Linked DNA regions of Homo sapiens: region 2 is linked to region 1. A link is an interaction called in ENCODE POLR2A ChIA-PET data of the cell type or tissue named here. Cell type or tissue: PC-9. All regions are shown on one strand. Links, peaks and the distances in the headings refer to the core of each region. The heading gives the core; the rest is flanking DNA. Region 1 overlaps SNRNP40 (small nuclear ribonucleoprotein U5 subunit 40). Region 2 has its middle 71 kb from the start of NKAIN1.

What was found. ChIA-PET counts read pairs that join two places held together with the same protein. Peaks named below come from ENCODE experiments on the same cell type or tissue, not always from the same donor. Only the 100,000 strongest peaks of a DNase experiment are listed, where the experiment ranks them.
Region 2: POLR2A ChIA-PET joins it to region 1 with 19 read pairs; 5 of 35 experiments call an interaction of 5 or more read pairs at or near these places.

The regions. Positions count from the first base shown.
Region 1 is chr1:31,258,950-31,274,930 of GRCh38, reverse strand. It overlaps SNRNP40 (small nuclear ribonucleoprotein U5 subunit 40), which reads left to right. Exons shown (of 10, transcript NM_004814.3): 6 at 3,432-3,552; 7 at 5,691-5,773; 8 at 6,999-7,060; 9 at 13,299-13,402; 10 at 14,810-15,363. The coding sequence ends at 14,859. Among named protein-coding and RNA genes, the nearest start is that of NKAIN1, 27 kb to the right of the region's middle. In PC-9, for the core only: no CTCF peak of the experiment used is centred there; no DNase peak of the experiment used is centred there.
Region 2 is chr1:31,161,353-31,175,963 of GRCh38, reverse strand. No RefSeq gene overlaps it. Among named protein-coding and RNA genes, the nearest start is that of NKAIN1, 71 kb to the left of the region's middle. RefSeq lists enhancers at 4,808-5,057, 8,587-9,086, 11,653-12,152. In PC-9, for the core only: no CTCF peak of the experiment used is centred there; a DNase peak (open chromatin) is centred at 5,033; H3K27ac peaks cover 1,193 bases.

The sequences.
Region 1 (15,981 bases), core at 6,942-11,941:
TAGCACTGCCTGTTCTAAGAAAGAGAAACAAATAAGGAGTGGGAACCCTTTTTAAAATCTGAGTTAAACAAATTCTGTGTATATTTGTGAGCAGATAATGCTGTTCCCACCAATCTCTTGGAACTTCCTACCTGGTAATAGGATTGGGGAGTCAGAGGAAAATGAAGAAAGAAGAAAATGTGTCACTTGAGAGCCTGATGGTCTGGCTGGCAATCTGGCGTTTCTTGTAATCCTGAACTCTAGTTAGGATGGGAGTTCAGTTTGGTTTTTTTTTTTTTTTTTTTTAATGTAATGGTTAAAAGGATAGATTAGGCCAGGTGTAGTGGCTCATGTTTGTAATCCCTGCACTTTAGGAGGTCTCATCCCTTCAGTTATTAAATATATAGGCCAGGCCAGGCGCGGTGACTCAAGCCTGTAATCCCAGCACTTCGGGAGGCTGAGGTGGGCGGATCACAAGGTCAAGAGATCGAGACCATCCTGGCCATGGCCAACATGGTGAAACCCCATCTCTGCTGAAAATACAAAAATTAGCTGGGTGTGGTGGTGCGCGCCTGTAGTCCCAGCTACTCTGGAGGCTGAGGGAGGAGAATCACTTGAACCCGGGAGGCAGAGGTTGCAGTGAGCCGAGATTGCACCACTGCACTCCAGCCTGGCAACAGAGGGAGACTCGGTCTCAATCAATCAGTTAATCAATGGGTCAGAAGGATCTTTCCAGAATATACAACTGAATGTCTCATTTTTCTATTTTGAACCCTTCTTTGACCCCCCAGTGAAGGAAATAAAGTGCAAGCCAGGCATTCAAAACCTTTCATGAGCTGGCCTCTGCCTGTCTACCTCATCATCTGCTGCCTCTGGGTGCCTAATCTCCTACAATCCAGCAGTGTTTTTCATGCCCCTCTACTTCCATAAATTATCTTGTCCTAGTAAATACCCTTCCACTTTGTCTAAGTTAAAAAAAAAACAAAAACAAAAAAAAACTTCCTTCTTCCAGACCCTGCTCAGGTGCTTCATTTTCTGTGAAAGCTTCCCTTTCTCACTCTCATCTCTGTTCCACCAGAGCTAAACCCTCTGACCCGTATGCAACTGTACCTTGCATAGGCCTGTCATTACTTGTTTAAACGTCTTAAGTTTTCCTTGTTATACTGAACACTCCTTGTGAGCAGGGCCATGTCTTTTTTTAATCTCCAGCAGTACCTGCCACTAATCAGATGCCCAGATTTTTCATTGAACAGCTGAGTAGGATACTTGCAAAATGTTTTGCTTAAATTCCTGCTGTAGATTTTTTTTTTTGAGACAGAGTTTTATTCTTGTTGCCCAGGCTGGAATGCAGTTGTGTGATCTCGGCTCACTGCAGCCTCCGCCTCCCGGGTTCAAGTGATTCTTCTGCCTCAGCCTCCCGAGTAGCTGGGATTACAGGTGTGCACCACCATGCCCGGCTAATTTTTTGTATTTTTAGTAGAGACGGGGTTTCACCATGGCCAGGCTGGTCTTGAACTCCTGACCTCAGGTGATCCAACCACCTTGGCCTCCCAAAGTGCTGGAATTACAGGAGTGAGCCACCCCTGCTGTAGATTTTTTTTGTGGCAAATCCTGGATACTTTTTTGGCCCTGCACAAACAAGGTGTACAGGCCTCAAGGGGGAAGTTTGGAAATAACACACAAGTTCTGTGAGGGGTTGGCAAAATGCATTCTCTCCTAGTTGTTACAAAGCTAGATTTCAACAGTGCCTTCTCAGAAGAGAAGGAACAACAGCTTGAACAAAATGTCAGATACTTCAGGCTTTCCTGATTACTGAAGCAGCAAACATCTTGATATAAAAAAATGATCGTATAGAAAATGTGTTGGGCTCCACACATGAGTGAGTTACTGATGGAGAAAGTGGAGTTGTCTGCCCTATGTATTGCTCTGCTGTGTAACACCTAACTCATTTCTAGATAAGGAAAAGTGTCTTGATTTAAGGAACAGCAAAAGTTTTATTCACTTAGAAAAAAACTACATTGCAATATGAAATAAAATTGGGGGAAAATTTGTATTTTATGTAATACCAGTGACCTTAACAAAATTACTGTTCTTTTTGCCATGTGACTTTCCAGACTATTTCTGTTAGCTTGAAAATATTTATTTTACATAGCTGTAGTCTGTGTAAAGATAAATACTGTTTTGTATTTTCCTTTTTTGCTTAATAGCTTATTATGTAAATATTTTTACATTTGGTCTTCTGAGTTATTTTTAGGAACTGCTTAACAATAGCTACACATTATTGAGGACCTGTCTTGTGCCCGGCATATGCTAAGCATTCTTATAATCCTTACAACAGCCGTAAGAAGTAGCTATTGTTATCCCTAATCTTACAGACCAGGAAACAGGCCCAGAAAGAATTAGTGACCCAATGACACATAACTCTAAGTGGCAAGGAACAGTTTATTCTTACCCTAAGTCACCACTCTTTCTACTCTGTCATGCTATCTCCTGTATGAGAATTCAGTTTTGCAATGTGCTTATGAACCATAATTTAATAAACCACCTATTTTTCCTGCTTGACGTTTAGGTTATTTTCTGTATCTTACGTTTCCTATACAAGCAATAGTGAACCTGTAATTTATTTTTATTTTAATAAATGTGCTTTTCCATAGTGTATGTGCATGTACATATCCATACATGTACATATATATACATTTATTGTCACATATTGTTACATTAAAAGAAAAATTTTAAGCATCTGTATTTTTCATATTGTTACACAAACATGTAATCATAATGCCTTTTTTAAATGACATGTTCGTTTTATGTATTTATAATAATTTTTAATGGCTAAGAATCATAGCCATTTTTAGTTTTTTTCTATAATAGTTTTTCTTTGCTATGATTTGAAAATAACCTTTCTGAATTCTATTTTTTTGTGTGTAAAACTTTATCTTAACATTTGATATGCATTCGTTTATATTTATCTAGTCAAACGTGGTAGCCTGAGCTACCTTTTTAGAAAGACAGAGATTGGCCAGGCATAGTGGCTCATGCGTGTTAATCCAAATACTGAGAGGATGAGGTGGGAGGATTGCTTGAGCTCGGGAGTTCAAGACTAGCCTGGGCAACATGGTGAAACCTGTCTCTTCAGAAAAATTAGCTGGGTATAGTAGCATGCTCCTGTAGTCCCAGCTACTGGGGAGGCTTAGATGGGAGAATCACCTGAGCCCGGGAAGTCAAGGCTACAGCGAGCCATGATAGTGCCACTGCACTGGGCAACAGAGTGAGACGCTGTCTCAAAAAAAAAATGAAAATTAAAAAAAGGTGTTTTTCTCTTTGACAGAAATCCTGTGTTTTATAGTAGAGTAATATCAGTGTCTCTGGGCAATTGACTCTTGTCTCTTGTGTCATTCTCTTTCTCTGCTTTTATTAATTTGATTTCTGGGGGCACCTTTCTGTTTTTGCAGGTCTGGGACCTGCGCCAGAACAAGCTAACCTACACCATGAGAGGCCATGCAGATTCAGTGACTGGCCTGAGTTTAAGTTCTGAAGGCTCTTATCTTTTGTCCAATGCAATGGACAATACAGGTAACTTTGGAAAGGAAATCTCTCCCAGGATCCAAGGAAAAAGTCAAAGATTGCTCACAGATTCCATCAGACGATTAGAATGTGTTGTAATGGGGAAAGCTTTAGGTGAGATAGTCAAGAATCTAGGACTGTAGTCTCAGATCTCTGTCTTGTCCCTGAACAACTTTGCACACAGCATTTCTTCTCTCTAGGCATCAGTTTCTACATTGATAAGAAGATTGGACTTTACCTTTAAGACCCATCTCAGCTCTGGTATGCTGTGTATCCAACAGGATATTAGAAACTCTAGGTGATGAGTTTAATGAAAAAGATGTGAATCTAGAAGTCTATTCAAGGCAGTTCTTGTGCGTTTTCAGAGAGCACCAAGCTTGGATGATCTCTTCTGCTCTTTCCTGCCAGTCTGTCTTCCCTCCCCACTCTGAAAGCATTGGTGTGGGAAGAGGTCTTCATTAAAACATTCTGGATTTACACGAACACACTCTTGCTCTTTCTCTTTACTTGTTTTTGAGTTGTAGGGTGGGAGGATGGGTTACTACAGAAAAAAAGTAAGGTGACTTGCTGGATTATATGCTTAATGTTGAGGGAGTTTGGAAATGGCCCTGGTATACAAAATTATAGGCTTGTCAGGAACTAAAATGTATTCCCTGACATTTTGTAACAAAAACAATACCTGACATTCATTGGGTACTTAATAAATATTTGTTGAATTAATGGACATCTTTACCTTTTAACTATATTCTCAATGGCAAACTTTCACGCATAGCTTTGCCTTTTTATGCCTGTCTGACTCCAAGGATTGATAATACTTTTTTCATACTCAAATAAAATGACATCACTGAAATTCCACTATAGGTATAGCTTCAGTTACAACGGCTATAGCTACTGCTTACAATAGATGTTTATACACATTTAATCTAGCATTAAAAAAATATTTTTTCCTTAATTTTTTTGATAAGACAGGATCTTGCTGTGTTGCCCAGGCTGGTCTCAAACTCCTGGGCCCAGGCAAGCCTCCCAAGTACCATGCCTAGCTAATTCTAGCGTTCTTTATGAGGAACAATGAGGTTTCCTAGATTGATACTAAAATAAGGAAAAAATAATAGAATAATTTCTTGTGGCTGCATAATACAATTACAAATTCTTTATTTTTGTTTGTTGCCTACAAATTTTAGAACCTTTGCACATATATCATCTCATTGGATCTTTAAAATAGTGTTATTGGCTGGGCAGGGTAGATCACCTGAGGTCAGGAGTTTGAGACCAGCCTGGCCAATGTGGTGAAACCCCATCTCTACTAAAAATACAAAAATTAGCCAGGTGTGGTGGTGGGCACCTGTAATCCCAGCTACTTGGGAGGCTGAGGCAGGAGAATCACTTGAATCTGGGAGGCGGAGGTTGCAGTGAGCCGAGATCACGCCACTGCACTCCAGGCTAGGCAACAAGAGCGAAACTCCATCTCAATCATATCAGTCAATAATATTATTTTAAAAAGAAGACAGATAATTTTCTCTTCATTTTACAGAACAGAAAAACCAAGACACAAACAATCTCACTGTTTACCTGACATCACCCAAATATGTAACAGAGATAGAATCAATGTTTACTTTTTCTGATTTTTGGTATGGTACAGTGCTTTTTTGATTTATTTGACCTTTTATATATTTTATATATATCTGACCTTGTCCAGTCTTAGACTATCAGGTGCCCATATGAGGGAAATTAGGAAAGGGCGATGTAAGTTTGGCTTTTATAAGTTCATTGTCACAGTAGTTCCTGGTATTTAGTTTGTCACATTGAAGCTTTGCTGGATGTGACTAAGCTGGCAGAGAAATCTTGCAAAATATCTTTTTGAAATTAGTATCACACCCAACTGCATTCTGTTGCAAATTACCAACATTGTGTGTGACATTTTTCCTTCCTGCCCCCTCAGCTAGCCCCAGTTATTGGGATTTAGATGTGTTTTCCTGCTTGAAAAAGAAAAGAGCCTTAACAGGTAGCAGTATGTCAAGTTGGACTTTGCCCACCGAGGAAACAGCATCTGCCATTGATTGACATGATACTAATTTCAGCTGGGTGCCCAGGAGGCCTCTGGCCGATAGTTGTTTTGGTTGGTTTGTTTATTTGGATTTGTTTTGCAGTTCGTGTCTGGGATGTCCGGCCATTTGCCCCCAAAGAGAGATGTGTAAAGATATTTCAAGGAAATGTGCACAACTTTGAAAAGGTGAGTTCTGCATGGCAGAGGAGTTTTACTGTTCATTTACTTCAGAGAAACATTTAAGGTGGTACTAAGGATAGAGAGCAGTAGCTCTGCTAAGAATGGACTTCATTCCAATAACACTGCTCTTAATTAAAACTTGTTGCCAAAAATAAAACGGATAGAAATAATAGTGACTGGGGAGAAGCCAGTCATATAGCCCAAAAGGAATGGAGCCAGCCCTCAAACTGAGGGCATCTGACTTGACACCAGCCTCAACAAGAGACTCCTGGCCTTTTTAATTACTTGGGAATTTTACCCTCCTAAATCAGTTTTCCATATGGAACCCAAGCTCCCATAGCTGTAACCTGGATGGTCTCCCTACCTGCCTCCGCATCCCGTGACCATGTGTGTTAGAACCCTAAGAATACATCTCTTCCCTCAGTAACTACCACGGCCCAAGTTCTGAGAGAGAAAATTTTTTTCAAAGCCTCAAATTTCAAGGTCAGCTCTATTGAAAGAAGCTTTTCCCCTCAGAGAATTTGTTAATAGAGATTTTTTTTTTTGAGAGCTCATTGAGATTCAGTTTCACTGTATAAATCAAATTTTGTTTTTTAGACCTGGCATGGTGGCTCACAGCTGTAATCCCAGCACTTTGGGAAGCCAAGGTGGGAGGCCAGGAGTTAGAGACCAGCCAGGGCAACATAGTAAGACCCTGTCTCTACAAAAGATAAAAAATCTGGGTGTGGTGGCATGTGCCTGCAGTCTCAGCTGCTTGGGAGGCTGAAGTGGGAGGATCACTTGGGCCCAGGAGGTCAAAACTACAGTGAGCTATGATTGTGCCACTGTACTCCAGCTTGGACAAGAGAGCGAGACCCTGTCTCAAAAAAAAAAAAAACCCAAAATTTATTATTTGTTGGGTTTGCGTGTATTTTTCTTCAAGATAAATAGGAAAAAAAATGAGTATCAAGATAAATGGAGCAAAGGGAGCCTCCATTTATAAGTAGAACAAAATTTTGTTGCCAGGTTCAATCTAATTAACTGTAAGTTAAGTATTTTCTACAGTTTTTATATGGTGTAAAATAACAAAGTATGCTGTTTTGGGCCATAGAATATAAGATAATTACAGACCATCTTCCTGAGAAGAGTAATTAAAACTCTAGTTAGGAAATTTAAAGCCTCTTAGTGATTCGGTAGCCTTGCAAAGAGGAGTTTGGTATATTACTATTCAGTGGATTCTTGTTTATCATAGAACCTTCTGAGATGTTCTTGGTCACCTGATGGAAGCAAAATAGCAGCTGGCTCAGCCGACAGGTAAGGATTAGTGGGTGCAAAGTAAAGAATGATGTAGCTGGCCGGATGCGGTGGCTCGTGCCTGCAATCCCAGCACTTTGGGAGGCCGAGGCGGGCAGATCACCTGAGGTCAGTTCGAGACCAGCCTGACCAACATGGAGAAACCCCATCCCTACTAAAAATACAAAATTAGCCGGGCGTGGCGGCACATGCCTGTAATCCCAGCTACTCAGGAGGCTTAGGCAAGAGAATGACTTGAACCTGGGAGGCAGAGGTTGCGGTGAGCCGAGATCACGCCGTTGCACTGCTCCAGCCCGGGCAGCAAGAGCGAGACTCCATCTCCAAAAAAAAAACAATGATATAGCTATGCAGGATGTCTTCTTGTGTTTTATACATAAAGCGTGGATATGGAGCTAGAGCAGACATAGAGTTATGACTGTGCTTGAAGATGAAGCTCTGTGCAGTATGAAGGGTTTCAAAACCGTGTTCGACAAACAGATCATTTCTACCCACTTTGGAGACATTTTAGACCTAGAGGATCAACAATTTGTTTGATTCTGTTGGGTTCCCTTTGCCATCAGAATAAAATTCAGTCTCATAATCTGTCTCTAGTTTCCCTCACCACATTTCTTATTCCATGCTTCAGTTCATTTGAACACATATTAAATACCCACCTCCCCCACCATCACCACAATGCTGCGCACATGGAATTTTCATATTCTAACCTCCTTTTGCGTTCTCACCTCTAGGTTCTCTCTCACATTCCCTCTTCATTATCTAAACTCCTATATCTCTCTAGTAACCACCTCTATGTTACATCCATAAACTGTCCCTGGTCCCCTCTCTCTATTACCTCTTGGAGATAACTAATTGTTCTTTGTGCTGTAATCCCATTTCATACATCTAAACTTTGGTAGCATTTATTACATCTTACAATCAGACAGACAAAGTGAGGTACCTCCACTAAGTTATTTTCTCCTAGAGATTAGGGAATGAATCTTAGTCATTTCTGTGAACCCATGGCACTGTTGTCAGTGCTTGAGCTTTTCTAACCAATTAGTTTATATTACATGAATGAATTCCTAGCTGAAGAATGGCAGTCCAATTTTACCCTGCATAGCAGCTCAGCTATTGGTAATGCCTGCCTGTGTTGGAGATGATTCAGAGCTGTGTCTGGGTTAGTGGGAAGTGCAATGATTGCTAGGTGCAGGGTGTAACAAAATGTGAACTAGGTATTTTCCACCCCATGCTGAATTAATCGGCTAAGGCTTTATGAAATACGAATCTAAACTGGCTCAGGCATTATGTGCTGAATGAGAAACAGAAGGGAGAGAATTCTTCTGTCAGATGCTGTTGTATTTGGCATGTCTGTGGTAACCTGTGCTTGGGGGAGAATCAGAGGTTGAATAGGGATGTCCAGGTGTCGAGTCTGATGGGCTGCAAATGAGGCCTGGTAAAGAACAATAAGACCCTCTGACAGCAAATCCTGTGTTTAGCTCTCATTGGGCAGTGTCTTGACCCTTTTTAGCTTAATCCTATCCTCCCCTTTAGAGTTTCTCTTTCAATCCTACTGAAACAAGCACCATCCTATAAATAGGAAGACTTTCTTGGGCTAGCCAGGGCTTTCAGCATATTCCAGGGTTTTCCTCTATTTGGGGCCCTAACGCTGCCACACAGAAGCTGCACTGTGATCTGTCCCATACCTTTCTATTAATGAATAATTCTGAACATATTTAAATTCCAGAGTCTACTTTTTTTTTTCCTGACAAGTTTAATGCCAAGAAAAATGGACAAGTATTCAGGTATTTTCTGGAGGAAAAAGAAAGGGTCCAGGTGAAAGTGTCACATTGATCATTTGAGTGCAAGTGGTTTAGAGAGCTGCCTAGAAGAGGGAAATCTAAAGAATTTTAAGTTATCAAGTTGCTAGAGAAGACTTCAAGAAACAGACTAAGGTGTCTCATATTCTGATATAGTAAGAACTATCCTAAGTATTTTTACATAATTTTCAGCAGAAAGAGTGTATCTTTTGTAATTAAATTTTTGTTTGTTTTTGAGATGTAGTCTCACTCTGTCGCCCAGGCTGGAGTGCAGTGGTGCAATCTCTGCTCACTACAAGCTCCACCTCCTGGGTTTACACCATTCTCCTGCCTCAGACTCCCGAGTAGCTGGGACTACAGGTGCCCGCTACCACGCCTGGCTAGTTTTTTGTATTTTTAGTAGAGATGGAGTTTCACCGTGTTAGCCAGAATGATCTCAATCTCCTGACCTCATGATCCGCCTGCCTCGGCCTCCCAAAGTGCTGGGATTACAGTCATGAACCACTGCACCCAGCTGTAATTAAATTTTTAAATTATATTTACATACTTTTTTTTTCTGATGAGCAGTTTGTTTCTGGCATTGGCCCTTTCTGAATTGCAATGTCCTTTTTTTCTCTTTTCCTCTCCACTGTTCCTTTAAACTTTACATGTGGTCAATGGTGCACACCTTTAATCCCAACACTCTGAGAGGCTGAGGTGGAAGGATGGCTTGAACCCAAGAGTTCAAGACCAGCCTGGGCAAGATGGCAGGACCCTGTCTCTATAAAAAAAATATTTAAAAAATTAGCCAGGCATAGTAGTGTGCACCTGTAGTCCCAGCTACTTGGTAGGCTGAGGCAGAAGGACCCCATGAGCCCAGGAGTTTGAGGATATAGTGAGCTGCAATCATGCCACTGCTCTCCAGCCTGGGCAACAGAGCAAGACCCCATCTCTTTAAAAAAAAACAAAATCACATGTGAAAGCGTGGTATGAGGAAAGCCTATCCCTCTCTACCTGCTGGGGGTTGGCAAGATTTGACAGGCCACCTCACCAATTGGCCCCAAGTCAAGAAGCAGCTGTGTTACATAAGGCTTCTGGTTCCTGCCAAATGTTGCCATGCCAAAGTAAGGAGAGGGCAAGGAACCCCTCTAAATTTAGCATCTAATTGGCAGCCATCAAGAGTGAGACCTTGAAGTGTAAACCCTTGGAGATCTGGGATTCTGTCTTTTATGTGCCTGGGAAATGTATCCTCAGAAAACTCCTTTTCAGCTTGGCCTGGATTTGGCAAACTTCTCCTTTCTACTAACTAATAACTTACAGATCACCTCCTCATATTCAAACTTGAAACTCTGAATAGTCCTATAGGCTACGGGAAGGCTGACCAGTCTCTCGGCCAAGAGTGATTTATTCAGCCCATTGACTTCATGAGATTCTGTTTTGATGATGAGTGTACTTATAATAACAATAGCTATAATTAATTCTGTGTGCCAGGCACTTTGCATATATTACCTCATTATTTTTCTCAACAAAGTTATGAGATCAATATTTTCTCCATCATTGTAACTAAGAAGCTTAGAGAAGTTAAATGATCTGCAATTATTTAACTTCTCTGAGCTAAGCTTACTTAGCTAGTAAATAGCTGCACTGAGACTTGAACCCCAGTCTTTCTGACTCCAGAGCTCATACTCTTTCACTATGCCATACTGCCCTTTATTGAATTAATGAGGACCAGCTTTTTGTGCATGACAAGAAAGAAGACAGTAGGAAGGGCATGAGTATCAGAGCCATGGAGTCTAGACAGATGGAGTTCCTGCTTCTCTTCCATCTTGTTCAGAACTTACTTTCTATGGAGCCTAGCTGATGACAGCTAAATAGTATAATTAAGAAGCTCTTGTTTATTTGCATTTTTGACCAAAAGTGTAAGTTGGATTAGAACTAGGCATTTTATAATCCAGTACTGGTGAATGTACCATTTTTATGATCAAGTACTGGTGAGTTGTTGATTGCACAAAACAAAATATGTAAATAATTTTAAATACCTGCTTCAAAACTACCAGCCCTTTATATTTACCAACAGATGAATTTTACATCATCAGATTAAGATAATAGCTCTATACTTTACCCTTTAATGACTTAAGCAAGATTGAGGGTCAAAGGAACTTTTTTTTTTTTTTTTTTTTTTAGCCAGTACATTTATGGAGGGTAAGTGAAAGTAAAATACGAGAGTATATTAAGAGCTCCAGAGTCTTGGGTTCAGCTCTGTAGTTTCTGTGGCTACTGAAGAGGTGGTCAGGAACATAGGAACCCCCTGCTGGGCTCCTGGTCACTTCTGTCTGCTCCATGGCAGGAAACCTTCAGCACAGGACATCAAGGCAAGCTTGAATAAGAAAAACAATTTCTTCTTCCTAAGCCATATCATATCAGTTATACAGAAGTACTACTTTGGGACACAGTCTTCAGGAGAGCCTAGATGAGCTCATAAAATCTCAGCAGTTCACTCAACTTGCCCTTCAAGTTTTACTTCAGTTTGATAAGGCTATAAAGTCATCATTGGCTCAGAGGATTAGGAACAGAGTTGATTTCAGGGGCTCTCTAAATACATACAGATTGTGCCATATGCCACGCATGGTGGCTCATGCCCGTCATCCCAGCACTTTGGGAGGTGAAGGCAGGAGGATTGCTTGACGCGAGGAGTTCAAGACCAGCCTTAACAACATAGGAAGACACTGTCTCTACAAAAAAAAAAAAAAAAAATTAATTGAGAAAAACAAAAAGATTCTGTGATAATATGTAGACTTTTGTGAAAATTATGGCCTGTGATGATAAAAATACTGGCTCTAATACTATAGAATGAATAAGGAAAAAATCACATTTTTATGACATCTTCTGTTATTATTCATCACTTTTGAAGAGAAATGTAGAAGTTTTTTTTTATTTATTCTAGCATTGCAGAAAGTACATTGTGTTATTTCAGTATTTCAGTAGTATTTCAGTAGTATTCAGAGTATTTCAGTAGAAAGAAGCTTAAAACTCTATAGCCTCTTACATTACCTTTATTATACAGCATGAAAAAAAACATAATTTTTTTTTTCTTGAGACAGGATCTCACTCTGTCACCCAGGCTGGGGTGCAGTGGTGCCATCTCAGCTCACTGCAGCCTCTACGTGCTGGACTCAATCAGTCCTCCCACCTTGGCCTCCCAAGTAGCTGGGACCACAGGCATGCACCACTACACCTGGCTAATTTTTTTGTAGAGATGGGGTTTTACCATGTTGTCCAAGCTGGTCTCAAGCTCCTGAGCTCAAGCCTTGGCCCCCCAAAGTGCTAGGATTACAGATGTGAGCCACCATGCCCAGCCTCATAATTTTTTTTAATGACAAATAAAAATTTTGTCTTCCTAAGAACATTCTCTAATAAGCTCTTTTTTTTTGAAGAGTTCTAATTTTAGTTACGCCGTTGATGAACTGTATTGCCTTGGAAACGTCACTGTGCCCCAGTTTTCTTATCTCTAAAATAAGGAGTTTAGAGAAGCTGATTTCTTTTTTCTCCTCTTTTTTTTTTTTTTTTTTTTTTTGGAGATGGAGTCTCACTCTGTCACCCAGGCTAGAGGGCAGTGCCACGGTCTCAGCTCACTGCAACCTCCACCTCCCAGGTTCAGGCAATTCTCCTGCCTCAGCCTCCCGAGTAGTTGGGATTACAGGCACACGCTACCACTCCTGGCTAATTTTTTGTATTTTTAGTAGAGACTGGGTTTCACCTTGTTGGCCAGGCTGGTCTCAAACTCCAGACCTAAGACGATCCACGCACCTCGGCCTCCCAAAGTGTTGGGAGTACAGGCATGAGCCACCACTCCCAGCCTAGACAAGCTGATTTCTCTTGGCCCCTTCCCATTCTAGAATTCAGTATTCCTTCTGCCTGTTAATTCAATGGAAAAGTTGGCTCAAGTGAGTATTAGGTTAGCAAACACTATAAATATTTTATATACCAGACACTTCCTGTCCCTTCTCAGGTCTCTGTTTGAATACAGTACTAAAAAGTTCATCTGGATCAGCAGCCTAGGCTCCCACCCTGCCATGAGTTGGGTTACCTTTTAGATTTCCTGGATGAGTATGAAGTTAACTGTAGCCTAATTATACTAGACACTCTGAAAAAGGTTTTTGTGTGATGTCTGCAGGAAAAACTTTCTTTTCTTCCCTGTGGTGTTTCCCATTTCAGAAGCTTGTATTCAAACATGCCAGTCATGCTTATATTTTTAGTTATTCTTATTTCTCCACCCCATTGCTCAAGAGGTGAGTCCATGTCTTATTCAAACTCTGTGTTCCTAGTTTCTAAAAGCCAGAACATGGTTCAGTAAATGTAAGGTAAGTAAATAATTGTTGCTTCCATTTCCTTTAAAAAGCCATGCCTCTGTCCTACCCCCAGCTCTAAGAGGACTTACCCTTGCTTTTCATGATACCTTACAGGTTTGTTTATGTGTGGGATACCACAAGCAGGAGAATATTGTATAAGCTGCCCGGCCATGCTGGCTCCATCAATGAAGTGGCTTTCCACCCTGATGAGCCCATCAGTAAGTCTGTCCCAACGAGGGGGAAAGGGAAACTGGAAATCTCCCCGTAGGGATCCTGGGAATAGAGAGTCAAAAGCGGGTATCTGTTTTATACGAATTTCCATGCAAACAGCCTTTGGGTGTTTTTGTTGTTGTTGTTGTTGGTTTTTTTGTTGTTGGGTTTTGTTTTGTTTTGTTTTTGAGACAGTGTCTCGCTGTTTTGCCCAGGTTGGAGCAATGGTGCAATCTTGGCTCACTGCAACCTCTGCCTCCTGGGTTCAAGCAGTTCTCCTGCCTCAGCCTCCCAAGCAGCTGGGATTACAGGCACCCACCACCATGCCCAGCTAATTTTTTTTTTTTTTTGTATTTTTAGTAGAGACGGGGTTTCACCGCATTGGTCAGGGTGGTCACGAACTCCTGACGTCCAGTAATCCACCCGCCTCAGCCTCCCAAAGTGCTGGGATTACAGGTGTGAGCCACTGTGCCCAGCTGCAAACAGTCTTTATGTGGGTATCAATGTCAGTCTCACCATTGCTCATAAGTGGTGAGAGTAAGAGCAATGCTCCATTTTCTTCTTGATCTCAAAGGGAAGTTGGTAAGTCTAATTTTTTTTTAAATTTACTTCCATCAAGTCTGTTTCAATGATGTATTTGATTAAAAGAAAGATACTTTTTTTTTTTTTTTTTGAGACAGAGTCTCACTCTTGTCGCCCAGGCTGGAGTGCAGTGGCACGATCTCGGCTCACTGCAACCTCTGCCTTCCCAGGTTCAAGCGATTCTCCTGCCTCAGCCTCCCAAGTAGCTGGGACTACAGGCACCCACCACCACACCTGCCTAATTTTTGTGTTTTTAGTAGAGACGAGGTTTCACCATGTTGGCCAGGCTGGTCTCAAACTCCTGACCTCTGGTAATCCACCCGCCTCAGCTTCCCAAAGTGCTGGGATTACAGATGTGAGCCACTGCGCCCGGCCAAGAATGATACTTTTTAATATTTAGATATAAATTTCAGCTTAAAATTTTTTGGCTGGCTAAACCAAATAATTTCAGCCTTGAATTAAAGGAGAAACTGTAACTTTCTCCAGGGCTAAGTATAACAAGCAGAAGCACATTTACAAAATGACTGGCACAGCCATAGATTCCTCTCTTCTAGAATGACTGGGAAAGTCTTTTTCTTGGGGTTTGACTGACAAGGGATGTCAGTATTTAGTGTCTGATAATGTATTTCCCATAGTACAGTCATCCTCATGATATTAGAGGACTTGGATTGAAAAGCCAGGCTACAATTTCCTGTGGATGGTGTTTAGGAGGGGAATTTAAGCTAAGTCCAATTGCTCTTTTATACCAGAATTGGCTCTTGACACAAGAGCCCTTGAGCACCAAGTCTCCTTGAGCCTTCATTATTTCTAGTTATCTGTTCTTTTTACCTCAGTTATCTCAGCATCGAGTGACAAGAGACTGTATATGGGAGAGATTCAGTGAAGATATGGACTGGAAGACTCCAAGGCCGCTTGTCTTTGAGACCTCAGACTGCATAAGTGATGCCAAATGTTGGATGTCCAGGCTAGCACCCTCCCTTCAGATGACCATTGCTAGCAAGAAACAGGAGGCGGTGGCCATATTCCAAAAACCACTTCTGTCCCATTTCACCAGGATGACTAAGGCAAGCTCCCTGTGGCCTCTAAAAACCACCTGCCAGATTTCAGGGACTGTTTTTTTTTTTCTTTTTCTTTTTTCCTGTTTTCTAATGCAGGCCCAATGTGACAAATTTGTTGGTTGGGATTTTTTTTTTTTTTTTGTAACTGGCTTGTATGATATTTTCTTTCTGTATTTCTCTATATCATTTTGTATTAAAAGCCAAATAGATGCCTTTTTACAAGAGCCATGTGGATTGGATTTATTGCTGTCTTTTTTTTGAGGCTTGATTGCTATAAATCAGAATAGAGCATGATGTGGCCACAGAATACAATTCATTTAAACTTCCAAGAAGCTGCTCACTTGTTTTTTTTTCCCCCCTTTTCTGTGTTTTTAGGTTTACTTACTTCCATGAAAATGACAAAGAATAATTATCAGTAACAATACTTTTTTCCTACTAGAAGGATAGCAGCCAGGAGGTGATAAATAAGTTCTAAAAGAACCTGGTTTTGCCAGACGCGGTGGCTCATGCCTGTAATCCCAGCACTTTGGGAGGCCAAGGCAGGCGGATCACCTGAGGTCGGGAGTTCAAGACCAGCCTGGCCAACATGATGAAACCCCGTCTCTACTAAAAACACAAAAATTAGCTGGGTGTGGTGATGCACATCTGTAATCCCAGCTACTCGGGAGGCTGAGGCAAGAGACTCACTTGAACCTGGGAGGCGGAGGTTGCAGTGAGCTGAGATTGCGCCACTGTACTCCAGCCTGGGCGACAGAGCAAGACTCTGTCTCAAAAAAAAAAAAAAAAAAGAACCTGGTTTTGTGTACTTGCATCTGATCTTTAATGAACAGAGCCCGTATTTACTCTGCCTCCTGCCAAAAGAACTTTTCTGAGCAGCATTCTCTATTCTCAGGCTCCTGAAAGTGGGCAGATTTGGGGCAGTCTTAGCTGGTAGAAATGACATTGCC
Region 2 (14,611 bases), core at 2,147-7,146, 94 kb after region 1:
GCGGCGCGCATCTGCAATCGCAGGCACTCGGCAGGCTGAGGCAGGCGAATCAGGCAGGGAGGCTGCAGTGAGCCGAGATGGCGGCAGTACAGTCCAGCTTCAGCTGGGCATGAGAGGGAGACCGTGGAAAGAGAGGGAGAGGGGAGACCGTGGAAAGGGGAGAGGCAGACGGAGAGGGAGACGGAGAGGGAGAGGGAGAGTCCAATGCACCTCTTTTTCTTTTTTCTTTTTTTTTTGAGATGAGAGACAGGGTCTTGCTCTATCACCCAGGCTGGAGTGCAGTAGCATAATCATGGCTCACTGCAGCCTTGCCCTTCTAGGCTCAAGCGATCTTCCCTCTTCAGCCTCCTGAGTAGCTGGGACCACAGGTGTGTGCTCAGGAGGATAGCTTGAGCCCAGGAGTTTAAGCCTGCAGTGAGCTCTTATCATACCACTGCACTCCAGCCTGGGTGACAGAGCAAGACCCCAACTCTCCCATCTCTCTCTCTTTCTTATTTATTTATTTATTTATTTATTTATTTATTTTTTGAGACAGAGTCTCACTCTGTCACCCCAGGCTGGAGTGCAGTAGCTTGATCTTGACTCATTGCAACCTCTGCCTCCCGGATTCAAGCAATTCTCGTGCCTCAGCCTCCCATGTAGCTGGGACTACTGGCATGTGCCACCACACCCAGCTAATTTTTGTATTTTTAGTAGAGACAGGGTTTCGCCATGTTGGCCAGGCTAGTTCTGAACTCCTGGCCTCAAGTGATCCGCCCATCTCAGCCTCCCAATGTGCTGAGATTACAGGCATGAGCCACTGCAGTTGGTAAAGACCCAATCTCAAAAAAAAGAGAGTTGTATCTAGGTTACAGCAGTCCTGATTGTTGAATCAATGCATCAGCCTGAGTGATAGCGATGGGGAACCATTGAAGGATTTCCATCACAAGCTAATCAATTAGAGCCATACTTTAGAGAGAGTGGGCAGGGCTGGAAGGTTAGGCTAGAGGAGGAAAGCAGGAAGCAATGTTCTGTCTGCAAGAGGCCTAGCGTGTCTCACTTCTGCATGTAGGCATGTGTCTCATGTGTGTGATGATGAGCACTCTGTGTATTAACTTGGGAGAGCTAGTACAGTAATAATCAGCATGAACTGCAGGAGTCAGGCAGACCTGGATCCAAATATTAAATTCCCCACTCTGGAACCAGTTGAGCTAGTCCTCCCAGGCAGTCCAGTGGATGTTCCCCCAGCTCCTGCCATCCTGAGGCCATCTTCCAACAACTTCTGCATATTAAAATAATCCAGGTAGGGCTGACCATCTTCCAATAACTGCCGAGTCATAAAGGTGCCCATGGCATTCTTTGAAGCAATGAAATGTGAATTGACCCATGGTGCATTTGACAAGCACAACAGTCTACTGGGACTTAGGGACATAATGTTTTCTTCAGTGCATTGGAATGTGAGTCTTGCAACTTCTAAACAGATTAGGGATGAAGTAGGTCCTGACACCAAGGCCTCATTCCTTTCTAAGAAGATTCATTATTCCAAAGGGCCAGGGCAGTCGTTTTCAATCTTACAGAATATTTTTTTTCTTTTTTGGAGATGGAGTCTCGCCCTGTCACACCCAGGCTGGAGTACAATGGCGTGATCTCAGCTCACTACAACCTCCACCTCCTGGGTTCAAGCAATTCTCTTCCCTCAGCCTCCCGAGTAGTTGGGATTACAGGTATGCGCCACCACGCCCAGCTAATTTTTGTATTTTTAGTAGAGATGAGGTTTCGCCATGTTGGCCAGGCTGGTCTTGAACTCCTGACTTCAGGCGATCCACCCACCTAGGCTTCCCAAAGTGCTGGGATTACAGGCATGAGCCACCATGCCTGGCCCAGTCTTGCAGAATTTAAGAATCCCTTAAAATCCAGATTCCTGAGCCCCAATTACTCTGAGACACACTGAATCCAACATCCCCTAGGCAGTGATGGGAATCTGTGCTTTTCACCAGTGCCCCAGGTGATCCAGGTTTGGGAAATCTTAGGCCCTGGTGAAGAGGCATTCAAACAGCTTTGAAACCCACCTATGTCACTGTCTTCAAGACGCTGTCAAATTATGCCTGCCAGCTCCCTCATATCAAGAGCTGGCTTTAAGAGTATTTTCTCAAGCCAGGTGCGGCAGCTCACGCCTGTAATCCCAGCACTTTGGGAGGCTTATGCAGGTGAATCACAAGGTCAGGATTTTGAGACCAGCCTGGGCAATATGGTGAAACCCCATCTCTACTAAAAATACAAAAATTAGCCGGGTGTGGTGGCAGGCACCTGTAGTCCCAGTTACCCAGGAGGCTGAGGCAGAAGAATCACTTGAACCCGGGAGGCGGAGTTTGCAGTAAGCCAAGATCATGCCACTGCACTCCAGCCTGGGTGACAGAATGAGACTCCATCTCAAAAAAAGAAAAGAATATTTACTCAAAGCTGGCCGGTGCAATGGCTCATTCCTCTCCCAGCACTTTGGGAGGCCAAGGCAGGCAGATCACCTGAGGTCAGGAATTTGAGGCCAGCCTGGCCAACATGGTGAAACCCAATCTCTACTGAAAATACAAAAATTAGCCAGGTGTGGTGGCACGCATCTGTTGTCCCAGCTCCTTGGGAGGCTAAGGCAGGAGACTCACTAGAATCCGGGAGGTGGAGGTTGCAGTGAGCCGAGATCACGCCAGTGCACTCCAGCCGGGGCAACAGAGCAAGACTCTGTCTCACAATATAAAAATAAAATAAGAATATTTTCTCAAAGCTGAATTACATTTAAGCTTAATTTTATTTATTACTGACAATCTGAAAATTTTTAAAAATGGATTAGCCATTTCAAAGGCTATAACCCAATTCCTGAAATTGAGCATTGGTTTAACTTCACCACTAGATTAGTTTGGTCAAAGACTGGGGTCCTGGTGTAACCGCCCAGTGAATTCTTCTTACCCACTGCCTAGACAGTGCCGATTTATCAAGACAGGAAAATTGCAATAGAGAAAGAGTAATTCATGCAGAGCTGGCTGTACAGGAGAACGGAGTTTTGTTACTCAAATAAGTCTCTCTGAAAATTCAGAGATGGGAGTTTTTAAGGATAATTTAGTGGGTAGGGGCTCAGGAAGTGGGGACTGCTAATTGGTCAGGTTGGAGATAAAACCAACAGGAACCATGAGGTTGAGGTGAGTTTTTCTTTCTTTTTTTTGAGACAGAGTCTCACTCTGTTGCCCAGGCAGGAGTGCAGTGGCACGATCTCGGCTCACTGCAACCTCCGCCTTCCGGGGTCAAGCAAAATTCTCCTGCCTCAGCCTCCCTAGTATCTGGGATTACAGTCATGTGCCCACCTAATTTTTTTGTAATTTTTGTAGAGATGGGGTTTCACGTTATGATCCGCCTGCCTCGGCCTCCCAAAGTGCTGGGATTATAGTCGTAAGCCACCGCACCCGGCCCCTATGAAGTGAGTTTTTCATGCTGTCTACTGTTTCAGGGTGAGATCAAAGAACTGGTTGAGCCAGATTATGGGTCTGGATGGCGTCAGCTGGGAACAGCAAGGTCTGCAAAATATCTCAAGCACTGATCTTAGGTTTGACAACAGTGATGTTATTCCCAGGAGCAATTTGAGGAGGTTCAGGCTCTTGCAGCCAGAGCCTGCATGGTTCTTAAACCGTAATTTTTTTTTTTTTTTGAGACTGAGTTTTGCTCTGTCACCCAGGCTGGAGTGCAGTAACAGGATCTCGGCTCACTGCAACTTCCGCCTCCCAGGTTCAAGCGATTCTCCTGCCTCAGCCTCCTGAGTAGCTAGGATTACAGGCGCCCACCATCATACACCCAGCTAATTTTTGTATTTTTAGTAGAGATGGGGTTTCACCATGTTGGCCAGGCTGGTCTTGAACTCCTGACCTTAGGTGATCTGCCCGCCTTGGCCTCCCAATAAACCATAATTTCTAATCATGTAATTTCTTTTTTTCTTTTTTTCTGAGACGGAGTCTTGCTCTGTCACCCAGGCTGGAGTGCAGTGGCGTGATCTCAGCTTACTGCAAGCTCCAACTTCCGGGTTCACGCCATTCTCCTGCCTCAGCCTCCCGAGTAGCTGGGACTACAGGCGCCTGCCACCGTGCCCAGCTAATTTTTTGTATTTTTAGTAGAGATGGGGTTTCACCGTGTTAGCCAGGATGGTCTTGATCTCCTGACCTCGTGATCTGCCTGCCTCGGCCTCCCAAAGTGCTGGGATTACAGGCGTGAGCCACCGTGCCCGGCCAATAATTTCTTAGTCCTATGAAGGCAGACCGGTCCCCAGGCAAGAAGGGGGTTTATTTCAGCCGGGTGCAGTGGCTCACGCCTGTAATCCCAGCACTTTGGGAGGCCAAGGTGGGTGGATCACGAGGTCAGGAGATCGAGACCATCCTGGCTAACACGGTGAAACCCCATCTCTACTAAAAAAATACAAAATTTAGCCGGACGTGGTGGCAGGCACCTGTAGTCCCAGCTACTGGGGAGGCTGAGGCAGGAGAATGGCGTGAACCCGGGAGGCAGAGCTTGCAGTGAGCTGAGATCGCACCAGTGCACTCCAGCCTGGGCAGCAGAGCAAGACTCAGTCTCAGAAAAAAAAAAGAAGGGGGTTTATTTCGGGAAAGGGCTATTATAATTTTTGTTTCAAAGTTAAAGTATAAACTGAATTCCTTCCCAAGGTTACTTTGGCCTACACCCAAGAATGAACAAGGGCAGCTTAGAGGTTAAAAGCAAGATGGTGTCGGTTAGGTCAGATCCCTTTCACTGTCATAATTTCCTCAGTTACAATCTTTGCAAAGGTGGTTTCACGTGAAGGGAGGGGGTCCCACGAATGGGGAGGCAGTCTGAGCTCTCTGCCTGTCCCTCTTCCGGCCTCAGCCTCAGTCACCCAGAGGAGGTGGGGGCAGTCCCACTCTGCCCCACCCCTAACCAGGCGATGGAGGCCACACCCTGCCTTGGGCCTCAGTTCCAGTGACTCAGCAGTTCCCCTCAGTCAGCCCTGGAATGAGACTGAGCAGGCCCAGGCCAGCTGGAGCTCCAGGGAGCCTTGTGTTGGGTATCCGACACTACTGTTGGCACTAGTTCTTTCTCTGTCAACAACCTGTGACCTTGGGGAACTACTCTCACTCTGCTCTTGGTGATGTCATCTGTGAAATGAGAGGGCTGGACTTTGCTTGCATGATACTCATTGGCTGCTTTACTGCTGACATTCTGGGATAGAGCTTCTCAACCTTCACTATACTTGGGATGCCTTTCTAAAATACAGATACAGCTAGGCACAGTGTCTCATGCCTGTAATACCAACACTTTGGGAGGCTGAGGTCGGCGGATCACTAAAGGCCAGGAGTTCAAGACCAGCCTGGCCAATGTGGCAAAACCCCGTCTCTACTAAAAATACAAACATTAGCCAAGCGTGGTGGCCCACACATGTAATCCCAGCTATGGGGGAGGCTGAAGCATGATAATTGCTTGGACCCAGGAGGCGGAGGTTGCAGTGAGCTGAGATCGCACCACTGCCCTCCAGCCTGGGCAACAGAGCAAGACTCTGTCTCAAAAATAATTTATAATAATAAAATAAAATATAGATTCCACTAGGCTCAGTGGGGTGCACCTGTAGTCCTAGCTACTTGGGAGGCTGAGACAAGAGGATCCCTTGAGACCAGGAGTTTGAGTCTAGCCTGGGCAACATAGTGAGATCCTGTCTCCTAAAATAAAGTTTATAAACATATATACGTATAAATTTTTTAAATAAAATACAGATTCCTGGGCTCTACCTGCGTAACAGGTTATAATTCATTGGAACCTGGAGCCCACGCATCTGAATTCATCCTTCAAATGTTTATTAAGCACCTGCTATGTGCCAGAAATTGTGAATAAGCAGTGAACTAAACAGACAGTAATCCCTGCTCTTGGTGAGGATGTCTCCTGGGAGGATGCACACCATAAATAAACAAGGGGCCTGGGGAAGTGGCTCACACCTGTAATCCCAGCACTCTGGAGGCCAAAATGGGAGGATTGCTTGAGCCCAGAAGTTCAAGGCCAGTCTAGACAACATAGCAAGATACTGTGTCTACAAAAAATTTAAAAATTAACCAGCTGTGGTTGCACATGCCTGTGGTCCAGCTATTCAGGAGGCTGAGGCAGGAGAATCACTTGAACCTGGCAGGCAGAGGTTGCAGTGAGCCAAGATCGTGCCACTGCACTCCAGCCTGGGCAAGAGAGTGAGACTCTGTCTCAAAAAAAAAAAAAAAAAAAAAAAAAAGAAAAGAAAGAAAAAGAAAAAGAAAAAGAAAAAGAAATGCTTAATGAATACCTACTATGTTCCAGGAACTGTCCTAGATACTGGGCTACAGCAGTGAACAGGACAGACAAGGCCCTAGATTTCTTTCTTACAGCTTACCTACTGGACAGAATCAACATAAATGCTCTTGTTAGTCTTCCTAACAATCCTAAGAAAGTAAGTTCTATTACCACCAGCTTATAGATGGAGAAACGAAAGCTGGCATAGATAAAGTCACTTACCCAAGTCTACACAGCTAGTAAGTGGCAGCATCCGCATTCAAGTCCAGCCTCTCTGACTCCTGAGCTCAGTCTCTAACCACTGAACACATATTGTTTCACGGCAAATTCCTTTGCATTTTTTTCTTAACATTCATGGGGAATTCTGATGCCTAGCCAGAGCCATGAACCACTACCCTAAAACTTGGGGGACTCTTAATTTTTTATTGCTCGCATAGCAAATCACCCCAAAACAGTGGCTAAAACCAACAAACATTACTTCCCACAGTTTTTGTGGGTCAGAAATTCAGGAGCAGCTTAGCTGAGTGGTGCTGGCCAGAATCTTTCATGAGATTGCAGTTAAGACTTAGGAAGCTGGGTGTGGTAAAAGCACACCTGTAATCCCAGCAATTCAGGAGGCTGAGGTGGGAGGATCACTTGAGTCTAGGAGTTCAAGGCTGCAGTGAGCTATGTGATTGTACCACTGCCTCCCAGCCTAGGTGACAGAGTAGGACCCCATCTCTAAAAAATGAATTTTAAAAATTAAAAAAGGGATGGGAGTGGTGGCTCATGCCTGTAATCCCAGCACTTGGGGAGGCTGAGGTGGGCGGATCACTTGAGGTCAGGAGTTCAAGACCAGCCTGACCAACATGGTGGAACCCCATCTCTACTAAAAATACAAACATTAGGCCGGACGCAGTGGCACATGCCTGTAATCCCAGCACTTTGGCAGGCTGAAACAGGCAGATCACAAGGTCAGGAGATCGAGAACATCCTGGCCAACATGGTGAAACCCCGTCTCTAGTAAAATACAAAAAAAAAAAAAAAAAAAAAATTAGCCAGGCATGGTGGTGGGCACCTGTAATCCCAGCTACTTGGGAGGCTAAGGCAGGAGAATCGCTTGAACCTGGGAGATGGAGGTTGCAGTGAGCTGAGATCATGCCATTGCACTCCAGCCTGGGTGACAGAGACACTGTTTCAAAAATAATAATAATAAAATAAAAATTTTTAAAAGTTGGGCACGGTGGCTCATGCCTGTAATCTCAGCACTTTGAGAAGCCAAGATAGGCAGATCACTTGAGGCCAGGAGTTTGAGACCAGCCTGGCCAAAGTGGTGAAACCCCATCTCTACTAAAAATATAAAAATAATTAGCCGGGCATGGTGGCGGGCGCCTATAATCCCAGCTACTGGGAGGCTGAGGCATAAGAATCGCTTGAACTCAAGAGGTGGAGGTTGCAGGGAGTGGAGATCACACCACTGCACTCCAGCCTGGGCAACAGAGTGAGACTCTGTCTCTGTTTGTTTGTTTGTTTATTTGTTGTTCTTGTTGTTTTGAGATGGAGTTTCCATCTATAGCCCAGGCTGGAGTGCAGTGGTGCCATCTCGGCTCATTGCAACCTCCGCCTCCCAGGTTCAAGCGATTCTCCCACCTCAGCCCCGCCGGGGTAGCTGGGATTACAGGCACGTGCCAACCACACCCGGCTAATTTTTGTATTTTTAGTACAGACAGGGTTTCTCCATGTTGGCCAGTCCTTATTCCTGGGGAGAGCCCTCAGACTGGATGGGGAGAAACTTAATACAAAAAAAAAAAATACAGAATCAATGCTCTAATGGCAGTAGGATTCCAGGGCGGGTGGAGGCTCATGGTGGAAGCACAGAAGAGGGCAATCAAGGGAGTCTTCACAGAAGAGGTGGCACCTGAACTAAGACTTGAAGGATGAAGAGGAGTGTATTTGGAAGACACGCGTGGGGAGAACAGCATTCTAAGCCAAAGTACAGCTTGTTCAAAGAGGTCAAACAGCACAGGGGTGTGATAGAGCCTAGCATGTTTTGGGAATTTCAGAATTAGAAGGAACCTGATACCGTTGAGTGGAAACCCCATGGCATCTCCTAATAATAGTAATGGCCAGCATTTTCAGAATGCTGAAATTGCCAGCACTGTGCTAAGCACTGTGATTAGACTGTCCAATTTAATCCTCACAATGACCCAAAGAGGTAGATACTATTATTATCTGCAGTTCATAACTGAGGAAACTGAGACTCCGAGAGGTCAAGTACCATGTCCAAGGTCACACAGTAAGTTGTAGGGCTAGGACCTAAATCAAGATCTTTCTGACGTAAAATCCTGTGCTTTTAACCTCTGCACTGTACTACATCTACATTGGTAAGTGGCCCTGTGGCCTCAATTTGCACAACTGAAGTGACAGAAAGCCTGCCACCTCTCTGGCAAGGACACAGAGGCTGTGGGGTCTTTCACAAACATCCCAGTCCTGGAAAAGCCACCAGCCTAACTGAAGCAAGAGGTCAATAGACGAAAGACACTAACTGTGTTTTTTGGTTTGTTTGTTTGTTTTTTTGTTTTTTGAGATGGAATTTCACTCTAGTTGCTTAGGCTGGAGTGCAATGGTGCGATCTCAGCTCACTGCAACCTCCACCTCTCAGGTTCAGGCTATTCTCCTGCCTCAGCCTCCCGAGTAGCTGGGATTACAGGCACCTACCACTATGCCCAGCTGATTTTTGTATTTTTAGTAGAGACACGGTTTCACCATGCTGGCGAGGCTGGTCTCAAACTCCTAACCTTAGGTGAGCCGCCTGCCTCGGCCTCCCAAAGTGCTGGGGTTACAGGCGTGAGCCACCGCGCCCAGCCCTAACTGTGTTTTAAGCCAGTAAGCATTTACTGAATATACCTTCAATACCATCTGCCCAAAGAGCTCTGGTTAGAGGCAGGACAACCAGCCCTGTTAACAGCACGGCTGGTGGCTGCAGGGGCTACAGGGAGGAGCGACCTCTCCTGGGTGGGGAGTCAGGAGAGGCTTCCTGGTGTGACCCAGAGGGAAGGGCGTGCATTACTTTAGATCAGAGTTTCACAAGCTCAGCAGTGCTGCCATTTGGAGCTGGGTAGTTCCTGGTTGTGAGAGGCCATCCTGTGTTACTGGAGGACGTTTAACAGCATCCCTAGGCTCTAGCCACAACACGCACCCCCCACCCCTGGTTGTGACAACCAAAAATGTCTCCAGACATTGCCAAATGACCCTGGAGGACAACACTCACACTTGAGAACCACTGTTCTAGGCAGAGGAAAGACAGTTAGTAAAGTTACCATGAAGGAAAAGTGAGCCTTTAGATCTTGAGCCTTATTTTTCAAATCTGTAAAATGACATAATATATCAGAGCTACTGTGATAATTAAGGAGAATGTTTATAAGCCACCTGACACATAGTATGTCCCCAATAAACATTAGTTCTTTTCTACTACAGGACAATGACAACCCCTGACCCCTGGTCTTAACAAAAACTAGACTGTGACCTTTGAGCTTCAAACTAGGGCCTCAGTGTCTCTGCCTGTAAAATGGTGTTTGAGTTAAAGTGGAGAATGTAAACTAGATCAGCATTCCCACCTTTTTTTTTTTTTCCTGAGATGGAGTCTCGCTCTGTTACTCAGGCTGGAGTACAGTGGTGCGATCTCGGCTCACTGCAACCTCCCCCTCCTGGGTTCAAGATATTCTCCTGCCTCAGCCTCCCCAGTAGCTGGGATTACAGGTGTCTGCCACCATGCCCAGCTAATTTTTGTATTTTTAGTAGAGACAGGGTTTCGCCGTGTTGGCCAGGCTAGTCTTGAACACCTGACTTTAGATGATCCACCTGCCTCGGCCTCCCAAAGTGCTGGGATTACAGGCATGAACCACTGCACCCGGCCACTCCCACCTTTTTTTTTTTTTTGAGATAGGATTTTGCTCTCTTGCCCAGGTTGGAGTGCAGTGGCACAATCATGGCTCACTGCAGCCTCGACCTCCTGGGCTCAAGTGATCTACCTCAGCCTCCCGAGTAGCTGGAACTACAAGTGTGCACCACCACACCCAGTTAATTTTTTTCTTTCTGTAAAGATGGGGTTTCACCAGGTTTCCCAGGCTGGTCTCGACCTCCTGGGTTCAAGCAATCTTCCCATCTCGGCCTTGTTGTGCTGGGATTACACGCATGAGCCACCTTGCTCAGCTGCTCCCCACTTTCTACCATCCACAACCAGGTCCCATTTTTAAAAACAGAGTATTGGTTAAGAGTTAATTAGTTTTCCATTTGCCAACAACAGCTGTCCCAGCAGCTCTGCTGGGCAGGACACACTATGTGACATCCTAGAGAGCTGATGATAGCCCCCAACAGAGATTCTTCTGTGGGCCTGAGCAACCTCTTCCCATTTAACTATGGGATGGTTCTCTGGATTTCAGAAACATCACACTGGCATGAGGACCCCAGTCTGCCATCACAGGTTACCAAATATTAGATTAAGAACCACAGCTTTGGCTGGGTGTGGTGGCTCACGCTTGTAATCCCAGTACTTTGGGAGGCTGAGGTGGGTAGATCACGAGGTCAGGAGATCGAGACCATCCTGGCTAACACGGTGAAACCCTGTCTCCACTAAAAATACAAAAAATTAGCTGGGCATGGTGGGGGGCACCTGTAGTCCCAGCTACTCCAGAGGCTGAGGCAGGAGAATTGCTTGAACCTGGGAGGTGGAGGTTGCAGTGAGCTGAGATCATGCCACTGCACTCCAGCCTGGGAGACAGTGAGACTCTGTCTCAAAAAAAAAAAAAAGAATCAGAGCTTTAGTGGCCGGGCACAGTGGCTCATGCCTGTAATCCCAGCACTTTGAGAGGCTGAGGTGGGTGGATCACCTGAGGCCAGGAGTTCAAGACCAGCCTCTCCAACATGGCGAAACCCTGTCTCTACTAAAAATACAAAAATTAGCTGGGCATGGTGGCAGATACCTATAATCCCAGCTACTTGGGAGGCTGAGGCACAAGAATCGCTTGAACTCAAGAGGTGGAGGTTTCAGTGAGCCAAGATCATGGCATTGCACTCCAGCCTGGGCAACATGAGCGAAACTCTCTCTCAAAAAAAAAAAAAACACAGCTTGGGCTGGGGGTGGAGGGGTGGGGGTGACTCACACCTGTAATCCCAGCACTTTGGGAGGCTAAGGCGGTCAGATTGCTTAAGTCCAGGAATTCAAGACCAGCCTGGGCAACATGGTGAAACCCTGTCTCTCTGAAAAAATACCAAAAAATTAGCTGGGTGTGGTGGCACATCCCTGTAGTCGGAGCTACTCAGGAGGCTGAGGTGGGAGAATCACCTAAGCCCGGGAGGTTGAGGCTGAAGTGAGCTGAGGTGGTGCCACTGCACTCCAGCCTGGGCAACTGGGGTGAGACCCTGTCTCAAAAAATAATAAAATAAAATAAAATAACCACAGCTTGGTTGGTGATCTGTGACGAGACAGCAGGGGTCCCAAGCCCCCAACACCAGTGCCAACAAGCCCTGCAGCTACTGCTATTTGAATGCCCACTCTGTGCCAGACACTAGGCTGGAGTTTCACATTCGCCGCTGGCTCTTTCACTGATATCCATTTCACAGACAGGAAAACTGAGTTTTGAGCAATGACGTCACCTGCCGATGGACACCAGCTTTTTTTTTTTTTTTTTTGAGACGTAGTCTTGCTTTGTTGCCCAGGCTGGAGTGCAGTGGCGCCATCTCAGCTCACTGCAACCTCCATCTCCCAAGTTCAAGCAATTCTCCTGCCTCATCCTCCCAAGCAGCTGGGACGACAGGCGCATGCCACCACACCCGGCTAACTGTTGCATTTTTAGTAGAGACGGGGTTTCACCATGTTGGCCAAGCTGGTCTCAAACTCCTGACCTCAGGCAATCCACTCGCCTAGGCTTCCCAAAGTTCTGGGATTACAGGTGTAGCCGCCACGCCCGGTCGACACTGACTTTCAAACCCTCTCACCCTCCAGAGCGAACACACCCTGAATGCATCTCTGTCCCCCTCAGTATCCTGCCCTTGTGTCCAGAGAGAGTCCTTGGTGTGACAAGAGGTCTACACAGGTGGGGGGAATAAAACTCTGGGAGCCCAGCAAGGCAGATTGTTGCTGACAGGAGGAAAATAATCAACATTAAACCCTTACCAAGTCCTTACAACATGCCAGATGGACATTAACTCTCTGAATCTTCACAGCATCCTATTTTATAGATGAGGAAACGGAGGCACAGAGAAATTAAGAAAAATAAGGCCAGGCACGGTTTTAATCTCAGCATTTTGGGAGGCTGAGGCAGGAGATCACTTGAGCCCAGGAACTTGAGACTTGCCTAGGCAACATTGCAAAAACCTATCTCTACAAAAATACAAAAATTAGCGCCTGCCCGTAATTTCAGCTTTTGGGGAGCCTAAGGTGGGAGGATCACCTGAGCCCGGGAAAGTCGAGGCTGCGGTGAGCTGTGATCGTGCCACTGCATTCCGGCCTGGGCAACTAAGTGAGATCCTGTCTCAGTGAGAAAAGAAAAATGACACACACACACACACACACACACACACACACACACACACACACACAAAAGAAAAATGACACAGGTGGTAAATTTCCTAGAAAATAACCCGTTTGTTGAGCATCTGGCTGGGCATTTTTCCTAAGTGATATTGTTCAACCTCCCTACTATCTCCAGCAGAGGTATGGCCCGTGTTTACCATCGCTATCTCTTCCCTGTCTACACAATCTTAATCCGACTCAAATATCTCACTCTGCTCTTTCCATCAGAACACCAAAGAGAATGGGTGTCACAGCGACACCTGCTGGCTGGCGCTATATCTCCGCTGCCCCTAGACTTTTGTTTTGTTTTGTTTTCCAAAACGGAGTTTCGCTCTTGTTGCCCAGGCTGGAATGCAGTGGCGCAATCTCGGCTCACTGCAACCTCCGCCTCCCAGGTTCAAGAGGTTCTTCTGCCTCAGCCTCCTGAGTAGCTGGGATTATAGGCGCCTGCCACCACACCCAGCTAATTTTTGTGTTGTTAGTAGAGACAGGGTTTCACCATGTTGGCCAGGCTGGCCTCGAACTCCTGCCCTCAGGTGATCTGCCCACCTCGGCCTCCCAAAGTGCTGGGATTACAGGTGTGAGCCACCGTGCCCAGACTTTTTTTTTTTTAGAAGGAATTTCACGCTATCAGCTGGGCTGGAATGCAGTGGTGCAATCTCAGCTCACTGCAACCTCCGCCTCCCGGGTTCAAGCGATTCTCCTGCCTCAGCCTCTCAAGTAGCTGGGATTACAGGCGCCCGCCATTATGCCCAGCTAATTTTTTTGTATTTTTAGTAGAGACAGGGTTTCACCACATTGGCCAGGCTGGTCTCAAACTCCTGACCTCGTGATTCACCTGCCTCAGCCTCCCAAAGTGCTGGGATTACAGGAGTGAGCCACCACGCCCGGACTTTTTGTTTTTTTCTTTGAGACAGGGTCTCACTATATCACCCAGACTAAAGTGCAGCGGCATGACCACAGCTCACTGTAGCCTCGACCTCCCCCAGGCTCAAGCAATCCTCCCATCTTAGCTTCCTGAGTAGCTGGGACCACAGACACACACCACCACACCCGGTTTTTTTTTTGCTTTGTTTTTTTGTTTTTGTATTTTTAGCAGCAGCAAGGTCTTGCCATGTTGCCCAGTCTAGTCTCGAACTCCTGAGCTCAAACAATCCACTTGACTTGGCCTCCCAAAGTGCTGAGATTACAAGATCACAGGCATGAGCCACCACATCCGGCTGCCCAGCTAATTTTTGTAGTTTTTGTAGAGACAAAACATGCAGTTTGTCTGTTTTGGACCAGGCATCTAGACTGGGAGGAAACTATCCCTCCCTGCCAGTTGACTGGCCCCAACCTCATCCCCAGCACCTCCCCTGCGCACCCCTCCGGCCCCAGGAAGTTCAAGTCCTCCTGCATGTGTGATCATCCTTCTGCCTAACCAGAGCCCGCCGTCTCCCTCTCCATTTTTGGTCTTGGCCCCTGAAAGGTCATGGGCTTTGGACTAGACCAGGGGGAGTTCATATCCCAGCTCTGCCAATTGCTAACTGGGTAATCTTGGGCAACTCGTAATTTCTCAGAAGCTCAATTACTTCATTTGCAAACTGCCTCACCAGGCAAGGTTCTAGGAGGATCACAGCAGGTAATAGATGTAAAATTCCCTTTCTCTAGCATCCAGGCATTTGTGGGGTTTCTTCATTGTTGTTTGTTTTTTTTTTTGAGACGGAGTCTCACTCTGTCGCCCAGGCTGGAGTGCAGTGATGCAATCTCGGCTCACTGCAACCT